2 separate regions of the Homo sapiens genome follow, and region 1 is linked to region 2. Evidence: chromatin contacts called from ENCODE Hi-C or POLR2A ChIA-PET data. All regions are on one chromosome and are shown on one strand. The core of a region is the stretch at or near the end of the contact, and the rest is flanking DNA. Distances in the headings are between cores, read along the strand shown.

Region 1 (5,707 bases), core at 1,071-3,570, 710 kb after region 2:
CATTGCAATCAGGCTTCTGCCCATACCACTCCCCTGAAACAAATCACTGATGACCTCTTCACAACCAAATTCAAGGAATGCTTTGCAATCACCTGCTTTCTTGATTTCCCTTTCCAGGCTTCCTCCTCTCCAAAACGTGGTTGTTGCAGAGTTGGCCCAGTTTTCATTCCACATATTATCTGTGGGTGGTTTCAATTATACTACAGATTTAACTACCACCTGTACCCTACTACATTCCATATCTACATCTCTAACTTAAAACTCTGCCTCAGATTCAGATCTTAACATACAAATGCCTCCTGGGCAGCCCACAGACACCCTCAAATTTAATACCTACAAAACAGAGCTCGTTTTTTTGTAAGGTTCCCTTCCCCTCCCAAACCTTCTTTTTCTCCTTCTGTATGTACTTCGCCGGTTAATAATATTCATTTTCTCAGGTCCTAAATCAGGAATTGATAAATCCCTCTTCCTCATCACTTAAATCAAAATCTATCCTTCTAACTAAATCTGCAGTACCACTGCCTTAATTCAGGAAATTATCATTTCTCACCTAATTGTAAAACCTCTTAACCAGTATCCTTGCTTCAGGATTCCTATCCCCAAGAGCCATCCTACATACTGCTACAAATAATCTAGGAAAAAACATCTTATCATTCAACCTTCCCATTTTAAATCCTTTAGTAGCTCCATATTACCTGTAGCATCAAACTAGAAAATCCTTTTTAAGGAAGACAAAGCCCCTCCTGATCTATTATTCCAAGGGAATAACAGACCAAGATTTGCCACATTCTCCACATTTGCCACATTCTAAATATACATTTCGCAAATTCTAAATAATTTCTGCTGCCTCCACAAGTTTTCACATGTTATTGTCCACCTTTACAACTCCTATATTTCCTTGATGGTATAAAATGACTCAAAATAAGGTTTCAAGCTCAAAGAACGAAAGTACATAACATTTACAGATTTTAGGTAAGTTAGATTTGGAGTTATAACTAGATCAAAAAAGGTAAGGAATAGATGCATAGATTTGGAAATTGTCTATAACATATAATTTTTTAAGTGACTAAGACTTGAGAGAAAGAATAGAAAGAGACAGAACCAAGAACTGCACTTAAAGGAAAACAGATATTTGACAGACAGGAGGAAGAGTTAGCTAAAGAAATTGTGAAAGGATGAGTTAAGAAGTAATGCAATTAAAATGATGTAAGAATAACGTTTCAAAAATGGTCAAGGACAACTATTTTTTAAGAAAAACAAACTGGCTGTTATGAATAGTGCTGCAATAAACATGGAAATGCAGATCTTCAACATACTGATTAAATTTCCTTGAGTTGGACATATACCAAGAAGTGGAATTGCTTGGTCATGTGGTCGTTCTATTTTTAATTTTTTAAGGAACATCCACACTGTTGACCATAATGTCTGTACTAATTTAGATTGACATTAACTGTATAAAAGTTCTCCTTTTTCCATATCCTCACCAGCATTTATTTTTTGTCTTTTTGTTAACAGCCAGAACTGGGGTGAGGTGATATCTAATTGTAGTTCTGACTTCCATTTCCCTGATGATGAATTATGTTGAACATTTTTTCATATACCTGTTGTATGTCTTCAAATTTCAGAATGTCTATTTAGGTCTTTTGCCCACTTTTAAATCAGATTATTTCGTTGTTGTTGTTATTGGGTTGTTTGAATTATTTACATAAATTTTAGGCCACAGGGCAGAAAATACTATCTGGTCCTTAATAGAAAAAGTTTGCCAACCCCCAATTTAAACCACTCACAAAAGAAATCAAGCAATATGTTTGAATACAAACTTTGTGAAAGAGAACAATCTGTATTATTCAATATTATATATCTGTAATACAAAGTGCCTGGTATGTAGTCATAAATATTTGTTGAATTTCTGTATGTTAAGGCTAGAAATGAAGTAATCAACCACAAACTCTGGCAAAAAGAAAAAAAAGGGGTGGAGGGGGAGAAGAAGAACTGCTGATTACCAGTCTATCACTTGCATTTAAAAATTTAATAAATGCAAATGTTTGTGATACATTTAAATAATTAACAGCATAACAATGAACAGCAGTTATGACCACAAATTCAACATGCACCAACTTTCAACCTGAAAAGGCTGACAAGAAAAAAAAAAAGAGAGAAAAAAATAGATAAAACAAAAAAACATTCACCAACTGTAGGAAACTAATGCCAAACAAGCAAAGTATTCCTTCTTTTTAGTAAGAAAATTTCCTGGGCATATGGCCAATAAGCTAGGCTCCCTGACAGCTAAATGCGGCCTGTGCCTAAGTTTGGGCCAATGAGACAGTCACATAAGTTACATATGCAATCTTCAGGGCATACCTTTATAAGGAAGTGGCTTGCCCTCCACTTCCTTTTTCTCTTTTGAGGGCTGCAACACAGAGTGGTAAAGAGCTAGTCTCAATCATGCACATGACAACACCAGTAGGAACGACAAAAATTAAAGACAGAAGGAAACTAGCATCCTGGATGACAACAAGGAACAGAGTTGCTTACCTCGGGACTGCTAAACAAGAGACAAACTTTTGTTCTAGCCACTGCACATTGGTCCTCATTGTTATGGTTTTTTAGCCTATACCTTGTATACTTTGTAATGAGGGAGGCAATATTCTGCATTGCACAGAGATATCATCTGGGGTGTGATCTCCCGATCTGGCCTAAAAAATATCTATAACTAGGGCACACCCAAAATAGAACATTTAAAGTGATTAGGGACTTGCAAACCATACAAAATGGAGGAAGAATGCAAGAAATCAAAAGTATTTCAAAAGTATTTAACTTGAAAAGATTAAAGGAGGGACACAACAGTCTTCAAATACTTGGAGGCCTGTAACATGAGTTACAGGAAAGCAGGTGTCATTCATTTACCACAAGTTTATTGTACAGTCATGTGTCACCTAATGACAGAAATACATTCTGAGAAATGTCATTAGGCAATTTGTGGTTGAGAACATCACAGCTTGTACTTACACAAATCTAAGTGGTATAGCCTACTACACACCTAGGCTATATGACATAGCCTATTGCTCCTAGGCTACAAAACTTACAGCATGTTATTGTACTGAATACTGTAGTCCAGTGGTCCCCAATCTTTTTGGCATGAGGGACTGGTTTTGTGGAAGACAATTTTTCCACGGAAAAGGGCAGGGGGTTGGCAGGCATGGTTCTGGATGAAACTGACCCACCTCAGATCATCAGGCATTAGTCATATTCTCATAAGAAGTGTGCAACCTAGATCCCTCGCATGCACAATTCACAACAGAGTTCACACTCCTATGAGAATCGAATGCTGCAGGTTATCTGACAGGAGGCGGAGCTCAAGCAGCAATGCTATTATAGCTTGCTGCAGCCAGGTTTTTAACAGGCCACAGACCAGTACTGGGGGACCAGTACAGTTGAGGACCCCTGCCGTAGATACCTGAAACACAATGGTAAGTTTTTATGTATCTAAACACATTTAACTTCCCATGCTTGCAGAATAGGGAGTTGTTATGGGTCAGTGAGTGAGTGGTGAGTGAATGTGAAGGCCTAGGACACTGCTGTACACTACTGTAGACTTTATAAACAGTGTACACTTAGGTTACACTGATTTTTAAAATTTTTCTTTCTTCAATAATAAATTAACTTTAGCTTACTGTAATTTTTATAAACTTTATGAGTTTTTTAATTCTTTGACTCTTGTAATAACACATAGTTTAAAACACATTGTACAGCTATACAAAAATACTTTCTTTACGTCCTTATTCTGTAAGGTATTTTCTACTTAAAAACTTTTTTTTTTACTTTTTTTAAACCTTTTTTGTTAAAAACAAAGATACAAATGCACACATTGGCCTATGCCTACAACAGGGTTGGAATGATTAATATCACTGTCTTTCATCTCCACATCTTGTCCTGCTGAAAAGTCTTCAGGGGCAATAACACTCACGGAGCTATCATCTGCTATGATAACAAAGCCTTCTTCTGTAATATCTCCTGAAAGATCTGTCTGAGGGTGTTTTACAGTTAACTTTTTTTTAATAAGTAGAAGTATGTTCTAAAATAATGATAAAAGGTATAGTAAATATAGTAAGTGATAGGAATTTTTCAGCTCCATTATAATCTTATGGAGTCAGCGTTACATATGCAGTCTGTCATTGACTGAAACGTCACTACATAGCACATAAACATATATTTTATGCCACTGTACTCAACACAGGTATAGCAAACCAGACCTATTCCTGGCCACTTGAAGCTTACAGTCTAGTAAGGAGAGGCAGACACTAATCTAAATAAACATTTAATTATAAACTTTGATCTTCAGAATGTAAGATGTATGACACTATGAAAAAGAACATGGGATCCTGATCCGGGGAATAAAGTATTCCTTGAAGTAACATTGAGCTCAAATCTGAAGAACAAGTTCAGAGGGAAACAAAATCTCTTAAGCATTGCCCTTTCCAAGATCTAAAAGAAAGCTAATGATAATAAACACAGAAAGCAAAAGAGAAAAATAAAGATGAGACTGGAAAAATCAGCTGTAGCTGGATTATGGAGAGCCTAGAAGATCACATCAAGGATTCTGGAAAGCCACTAAAGGATCTGAAAAGAAGGAAAGTTACCCAATTTGCCTTTGGTTTTTTGTTTGTTTAGTTTTCTCAGAGGGGCACAAAAAGTAAAGAGATCAGCTAGGAGTATTCTATAATATGCCAAATAAGAAATGTTAGGCTAAGCTAATAACTTGATTTTAAATAGGGACTTCTTTTTAAAAGAAAAACAAAGAGATCTGAAAATTATACAGGAGATAAAATTGTCAAGATGTGGACAAAGATTGGATATGATAGATAAGAGAAAGAAGTATGAAAGATGACTACCAGGTTCTGTACTTTGGAACCTGAAAGAGCAACTACTCTCTCTTCTGGAGGAGGATCAGGTTTCACTGTTTTGGACATGATGAGCCAGAAGTATGTGATAGGTTGAAAAACGGCTTCCAAAGAACCTAACCCCTAGAACCTAATCCCCAGAATCTGTGAATGTTACCTTATGGCAAAATGGACTCTGCAGATGTGAATAAATTAAGGATCCTGAGATGGGGAGAGTCTCCTGGATTATCCAGGTGGGCTTAAATGTAATAACACGTGTCTTTTAAAGACTGAGGCAAAGAGATATTTGAGAAGGCGATGTGATGATAGAAGCATAGCCTGGGGTAATATACTTTGAAGATGGAGGAAGGGGCCACAAGCTAGGAAATGTAAGACACAAGAAGCTAAAAAAGGCAAAAACTTGATTTTTTTCCCTCAGAGCCTTCAGAACTGTAAGAAACTAAATTTGCGTTGTTTTAAGCCATTGTTTGGGGGCCAGGTACTGTGGCACACACCTGTAATCCCAGCACTTTGGGAGGCCAAGGCAGGCGGATCACTTGAGTCCAGGAGTTCAAGACCAGCCTGGGCAACATGGTGAAACCCTATCTCTACTAAAAAAATACAAAAAATTAGCCGGGCGTGGTGGTGAGTGCCTGTAGTCTATTTCTAAATTTTCTATCTTGCTGAACAGAGCTCATAAACTAATTACACTGATTTAATAATTAAATCTTTAGAATATATTGGTACCAGGTAAGGCACTCCTCCATCGTTACTTTTTCTTTTCTGGCTGTTCTTGCCTACTTATTTTTGCATATAAACTTCAATAT
Region 2 (6,241 bases), core at 3,549-6,048:
GATCAGGTTAGTTAGCTATGACTTTGCAAAGAGTAAAGTCCCGAGGTAAGGAGATATAGGGCAGCTAAATTGTAAGGGATTGGGGTTTATGTTAAGGTGTGGAACAAGGGATATCAAGTGAGTAGTTTTTTTTTTTTTAAGTAATCTGGAGCTGGGGTATTCTGTGCTTATGGATTCCACTGAACTCTAAAATCTCAGCCCAGGTACTTTAGCACCCACGAATTAATTAGACAATTTAGGGCAATGAATATAAAAGCTCTATATTCCATTGTTAATCAGAAATGAATCATTAAATTCTGTTAAAAACACATATTTGCGCTAGAAAAAGTAAATTATGGGAGTCGGCGCCGGCGAGCGCCGCCCGGGAGGCAGCGGCTGGAGGAGCGGACGGGCCCCGCGGGGCCCGAGGGCAAGGAGCAGCCGCCTGCCTTGGCCTCCCAAAGTGCCGAGATTGCAGCCTCTGCCCGGCTGCCACCCCGTCTGGGAAGTGAGGAGTGTCTCTGCCTGGCCGCCCATCGTCTGGGATGTGAGGAGCCCCTCTGCCTGGCTGCCCAGTCTGGAAAGTGAGGAGCGTCTCCGCCCGGCCGCCATCCCATCTAGGAAGTGAGGAGCGCCTCTTCCCAGCCGCCATCACATCTAGGAAGTGAGGAGCGTCTCTGCCCGGCCGCCCATCGTCTGAGATGTGGGGAGCGCCTCTGCCCCGCCGCCCCATCTGGGATGTGAGGAGCGCCTCTGCCCGGCCGAGACCCCGTCTGGGAGGTGAGGAGCGTCTCTGCCCGGCCGCCCCGTCTGAGAAGTGAGGAGACCCTCTGCCTGGCAACCACCCCGTCTGAGAAGTGAGGAGCCCCTCCACCCGGCAGCTGCCCCGTCTGAGAAGTGAGGAGCCTCTCCGCCCGGCAGCCACCCCATCTGGGAAGTGAGGAGCGTCTCCGCCCGGCAGCCACCCCGTCCGGGAAGGAGGTGGGGGGGGGTCAGCCCCCCGCCCGGCCAGCCGCCCCATCCGGGAGGGAGGTGGGGGGTCAGCCCCCACGCCCGGCCAGCCGTGCCATCCGGGAGGGAGGTGGGGGGGTCAGCCCCCCGCCTGGCCAGCCGTGCCATCCGGGAGGGAGGTGGGGGGGTCAGCCCCCCGCCCGGCCAGCTGCCCCGTCCGGGAGGTGAGGGGCGCCTCTGCCCGGCCGCCCCTACTGGGAAGTGAGGAGCTCCTCAGCCCAGCCAGCCAACCCGTCCGGGAGGGAGATGGGGGGGTCAGCCCCCCCACCCGGCCAGCCGCCCCGTCCGGTAGGGAGGTAGGGGGGTCAGCCCCCCGCCTGGCCAGCCGCCCCGTCCGGGAGGGAGGTGGGGGGGTCAGCCCTCCGCCCAGCCAGCCGCCCCGTCTGGGAGGTGAGGGGCGCCTCTGCCCAGCCGCCCCTACTGGGAAGTGAGGAGCCCCTCTGCCCGGCCAGCCGCCCCGTCCGGGAGGGAGGTGGGGGGGGTCAGCCCCCCGCCCGGCCAGCCGCCATGTCCGGGAGGGAGGTGGGGGGGTCAGCCCTCCGCCCGGCCAGCCGCCCCGTCTGGGAGGTGAGGGGCGCCTCTGCCCGGCCGCCCCTACTGGGAAGTGAGGAGCCCCTCTGCCCGGCCAGCCGCCCCGTCCGGGAGGGAGGTGGGGGGGTCGGCCCCCCGCCCGGCCAGCCGCCCCGTCCGGGAGGGAGGTGGGGGGGTCGGCCCCCCGCCCGGCCAGCCGCCCCGTCCGGGAGGGAGGTGGGGGGGGTCAGCCCCCCCGCCCAGCCAGCCGCCCTGTCCGGGAGGTGAGGGGCGCCTCTGCCCGGCCGCCCCTACTGGGAAGTGAGGAGCCCCTCTGCCCGGCCAGCCGCCCCGTCCGGGAGGGAGGTGGGGGGGTCGGCCCCCCGCCCGGCCAGCCGCCCCGTCCGGGAGGGAGGTGGGGGGGGTCGGCCCCCCTGCCCGGCCAGCCGCCCCGTCCGGGAGGTGAGGGGCGCCTCTGCCCGGCCAGCCGCCCCGTCCGGGAGGGAGGTGGGGGGGTCAGCCCCCCGCCCGGCCAGCCGCCCCGTCCGGGAGGGAGGTTGGGGGGTCAGCCCCCCGCCCGGCCAGCCGCCCCGTCCGGGAGGGAGGTGGGGGGGGTCAGCCCCCCTGCCCGGCCAGCCGCCCCGTCCGGGAGGTGAGGGGCGCCTCTGCCCGGCCGCCCCTACTGGGAAGTGAGGAGCCCCTCTGCCCGGCCACCACCCCGTCTGGGAGGTGTGCCCAACAGCTCATTGAGAACGGGCCAGGATGACAATGGCGGCTTTGTGGAATAGAAAGGCGGGAAAGGTGGGGAAAAGATTGAGAAATCGGATGGTTGCCGTGTCTGTGTAGAAAGAAGTAGACATGGGAGACTTTTCATTTTGTTCTGCACTAAGAAAAATTCCTCTGCCTTGGGATCCTGTTGATCTGTGACCTTACCCCCAACCCTGTGCTCTCTGAAACATGTGCTGTGTCCACTCAGGGTTAAATGGATTAAGGGCGGTGCAAGATGTGCTTTGTTAAACAGATGCTTGAAGGCAGCATGCTCGTTAAGAGTCATCACCACTCCCTAATCTCAAGTACCCAGGGACACAAACACTGCGGAAGGCCGCAGGGTCCTCTGCCTAGGAAAACCAGAGACCTTTGTTCACTTGTTTATCTGCTGACCTTCCCTCCACTATTGTCCCATGACCCTGCCAAATCCCCCTCTGTGAGAAACACCCAAGAATTATCAATAAAAAAATAAATTAAAAAAAAAAAAAAAAAACACATATTTGCGGCTGGGTGTGGTGGCTCATGCTTGAAATCCCAGCACTCTGGGAGGCCGAGGCGGGCGGATCACCTAAGGTTGGGAGTTCGAGACCAGCCTGACCAACATGGAGAAACCCCATCTCTACTAAAACTACAAAATTAGCTGGGCGTGGTGGCGCATGACTGTAATCCCAGCTACTCAGGAGGCTGAGGCAGGAGAATCGCTTGAATCCAGGAGGCGGAGGTTGCGGTGAGCCGAGATTGTGCCATTGCACTCCAGCCTGGGCAACAATAATGAAATTTTGTCTCAAAAAAAAAACAAAAAAAACAAAAAAAACAAAAAAAACGTGTATTTGTGGCCAGTCACAGTGGCTCATGCCTGTAATCCCAGCACTTTGAGAGCCCGAGGTGGGTGGATCACCTGAGGTCAGGAGTTCGAGACCAGCCTGGCCAAAAAGGCAAAACCCCGTCTCTACTAAAAATACAAAAATTAGCCGGGCATGGTGGTGCACACCTGTAGTCCCAGCTACTAGGCAGGCTGAGGCAGGAGAATCGCTTGAATACGGCAGGCAGAGATTGCAGTGAGCCACTTACTGCGGAGGATACAGGTTAGAGAGCATTAATTTCTAATGGCCCCATTTGGTATAGTTTCATAGGAAAGCTCTGAAACTATAATGTAGAAAGGAACTAAACTGCCTCCTTTTTTTTTTTGTAAGGTTCCTGCCTATGCCGGATTTCTTACCAGAGTTTGTTAAGTCTGCTCAACAGCTAAGGGAAGAAGGCTAAGAGTAAGTTTCATTCCGCTGTCTTGGCTTTAAAAGTTTGGTTTGGACTGTAGCATTGGATATGGCCTTGTTTCCAATATATACTTCAATATTAAAAAAAAAAAACAGAAAAAGGTTTTTAAAAACATAATTATGACTCCATAATCTGCCATGGGAAAGATTGCTTTCAGTTACTTTCTATGAGAACCCTAACCTAGGCATTATCATTCTTTTTAACCTGCTCAGATTTTCAATTTATGTCAGAAAACCCATGTTAATGTCGAACCTGCCCCTGCCTCAAGAGTAACTTGGTTTAACCTCTTGGGGCTTGTTGCATCATCAGCAATAATTGTCTTGCCAATGTCACAGTCACTGAAGGAGCAAACAAGATAACAGATGCAAACGCCCTTTGAAAAGTTCACTACGTATAAGTGAACCATCACTATTATTCTCAAAGTCTTATTTACAACCTTGGATGGCTGAATGAGCATAAGATGGCCAGACTTCACTGTTCCTAGTAAGTTTTCCATAGCCTCTGCTTTAGGAGAAATAAATTTCCTCACATCCAGTCTTTGCTTTGTTGACTGCTCAACACCCTCTTGTCTCGCTTGCTTTTCTGAGAGTGACCTTGACAGCATCCCTCCAAAGAGAAGGGTATTTCCTTTATATAGACATGCAGGTGCAGTCCCACCAAAATTTATTGAACTCCAAGCTAGAACAAAAGGTGGAGGTGCACCGATGAAGAAACAGGGCCTCTGCCTTCAGGAGCTTACAAGGCCATTAACAGAGAGTGATATTGATCTTATGCAAATGGCAGTTGCCGCCTACTTGCAGAAGAGCAGGGGCTACAGCCAAGCAGCAGGGGGCAGAAGAGGCTCGAGCTCGGCTCTGGAGGCCGATCTGGCCAAAGCCAGGATAGAAGCTCCCGTGACCCATTCGTGTGTGCGACTTGGAAGGCAGCCCTTCTGCCACTCCCCTTTCTTAAAGCCCAGAGCAAATAAAAGATCCTTTTCTACTACAGTAGATATACCTGTAGTCAGGACTTTGAACTCACAGCTATTCGCCGCACCATTCCCTCTTAAGGAACTACTGCGCCCTCCAGCGGAAGAACAGCGGCGGAACTCCACAGCGGCAGCTAAAATCCCTGAACGCTTTAAAGTCCTTCTCCTCAAGATACTCGGCTGCGTCTGGCCCCGCCCCTCACTGAGTTCCGCCCCGGGCGCAACCTCATCTTATGGCACCGATTGGCTGGCCCCTGTGCGTGAGGACGTTGCGCCGTGGGGAGGGGCGGACGAGAGGTGTCCGTCAGGCCGTGTGTCCCAGGCCGTCGACCCCGCTGTCGCGCTGCGTCTGCTCCTTGCATGCCTTTAGATGGTACAGCCTTCAGCCGGGGCTTCGGGAGACAGTGCAGCCACCGAGCATCTCTGCTGAGCTTCTCCGCCGATCCTCCTTTTCTAGCAGGCAGCTCTTCTAGGCCACGTCCAGGTCGAGGGGGAAAATGGCGCCGGCGCCCCTAGGCGTCCCGGAGGAGCAGTTGCTGGGGTGTCGATCTAGAGTGCTTTCTCGGTTACTCTTCATTGCCCAGACCGCTCTCCTCCTGTTGCCCGCCGCCGGAGCAGGTCTCTGCCCCGCGCCCTGCTCCTGCCGCATTCCTCTCCTGGACTGCAGTCGCAGGAAATTGCCCGCACCGAGCTGGAGGGCGCTGTCGGGCTTGCTGCCCCCCGACACCGCTATCCTGTGAGTAGAGCGGCCAGGCAGAGTGACCAAAAGGAGGGGGAGCCTTCCCTCTACAGGGGGCAGGCAGGAGGGAGACAGGCCTGGTCGGAGGGTGTGGTCGAGAGCCTAAGCTCTGAAGGAAACTGCCGTCAGGATTTTATGAACTTTGTTTTAGGTGGTGGGAGCCTAAAAAAGCCGGTGTTAAGGTTTCTGGAGAATTGTATGAAGACGAGGGTTAAGATTCTTGGGGCCAAGGAGTCTGTGATTTCCTCAACTGGGGAGGAAATGGGGCGGGCATATTTAATGGTAAGGACTCACGGGTCCTGGGCACCAGCATTGACTTTGGATGGTTGGTGGGGCGGGGGGTGGGTTGAGCACGGAACAGTGCTTTCTGCTTATCTTGAGCTGCATGATTTGGTGTGTACCTCAGACTTAGTGGTCCTCAGGCACGTGATTTTATAATCACAATCGCCAAAGACCTATGAACTGTCTTTAGTCCTTAGTTCGCATGTTGGCTGATTTTGTGCTGCAGTTTTGATACTTAACAGGGTTGAAAAGTTCATTATGATGAATCAGGAGATCCTGTAATTCAGAATATCTTTGTAAGTAGCATTCTTGATCTAATTTAAACTTCACTGTAAAGAGGAGGAGTATTTTTTGCAGAACCATTTGATGCTTTGTTTTCAGCGCATCTTCTTGTGGCAAAGAACCCAAAAATCAGTTCTGCTTATTTATGTAGGTAAAGCAGGTACAACGGTTGAATGAATTCTGGAGTTTCCACTGTTGAGTTTTCACTTTGACAGGTCTTTATTAGACAGTGGAACTTGGAGGGCTCCTTAGTCTGAGTCAGCCTGGTGGTATTAGGAACAACAGCAGGTATTAAATGCTGCAATTATGGGGCTTCTTAACCACTAACATACAGTTATTTCTCGTCACTAACTGAGCAGCACGTTTATTAACTGACAGATTTCTGATGGAGTCGTTAAGAAAGAGTCATCAATGGGCCAGGCGCGGTG

What was found. A loop is a pair of places that touch in the nucleus more often than their neighbours do. ChIA-PET counts read pairs that join two places held with the same protein, here RNA polymerase II (POLR2A). Pooled maps may share reads with other maps.
Region 1: a loop to region 2 is called in a pooled map, with 3 times the contacts of the local background. The contact joins the enhancer-like site here to the promoter of LRIG2 in region 2. A Hi-C loop is called at or near these places in 7 of 50 pooled maps. POLR2A ChIA-PET finds 5 or more read pairs at or near these places in 3 of 52 experiments (H1, WTC11 and activated CD4-positive, alpha-beta T cell).

The regions. Positions count from the first base shown.
Region 1 is chr1:113,781,316-113,787,022 of GRCh38, forward strand. All of the region lies in intron 2 of RSBN1 (round spermatid basic protein 1), which reads right to left. Among named protein-coding and RNA genes, the nearest start is that of PHTF1, 25 kb to the left of the region's middle. Within about 2 kb of position 2,321, at least 11 of the 41 ENCODE cell types and tissues checked have a DNase peak (open chromatin) inside an H3K27ac peak, as active enhancers do.
Region 2 is chr1:113,068,400-113,074,640 of GRCh38, forward strand. It overlaps LRIG2 (leucine rich repeats and immunoglobulin like domains 2), which reads left to right and starts at 4,799. Exons shown (of 18, transcript NM_014813.3): 1 at 4,799-5,246. The coding sequence starts at 5,008. LRIG2-DT (LRIG2 divergent transcript) reads right to left here and starts at 4,703. Exons shown (of 3, transcript NR_103777.1): 1 at 4,540-4,703. RefSeq lists enhancers at 4,270-4,519, 4,578-5,111, 4,770-5,079, 5,112-5,643, 5,260-5,319 and 1 more.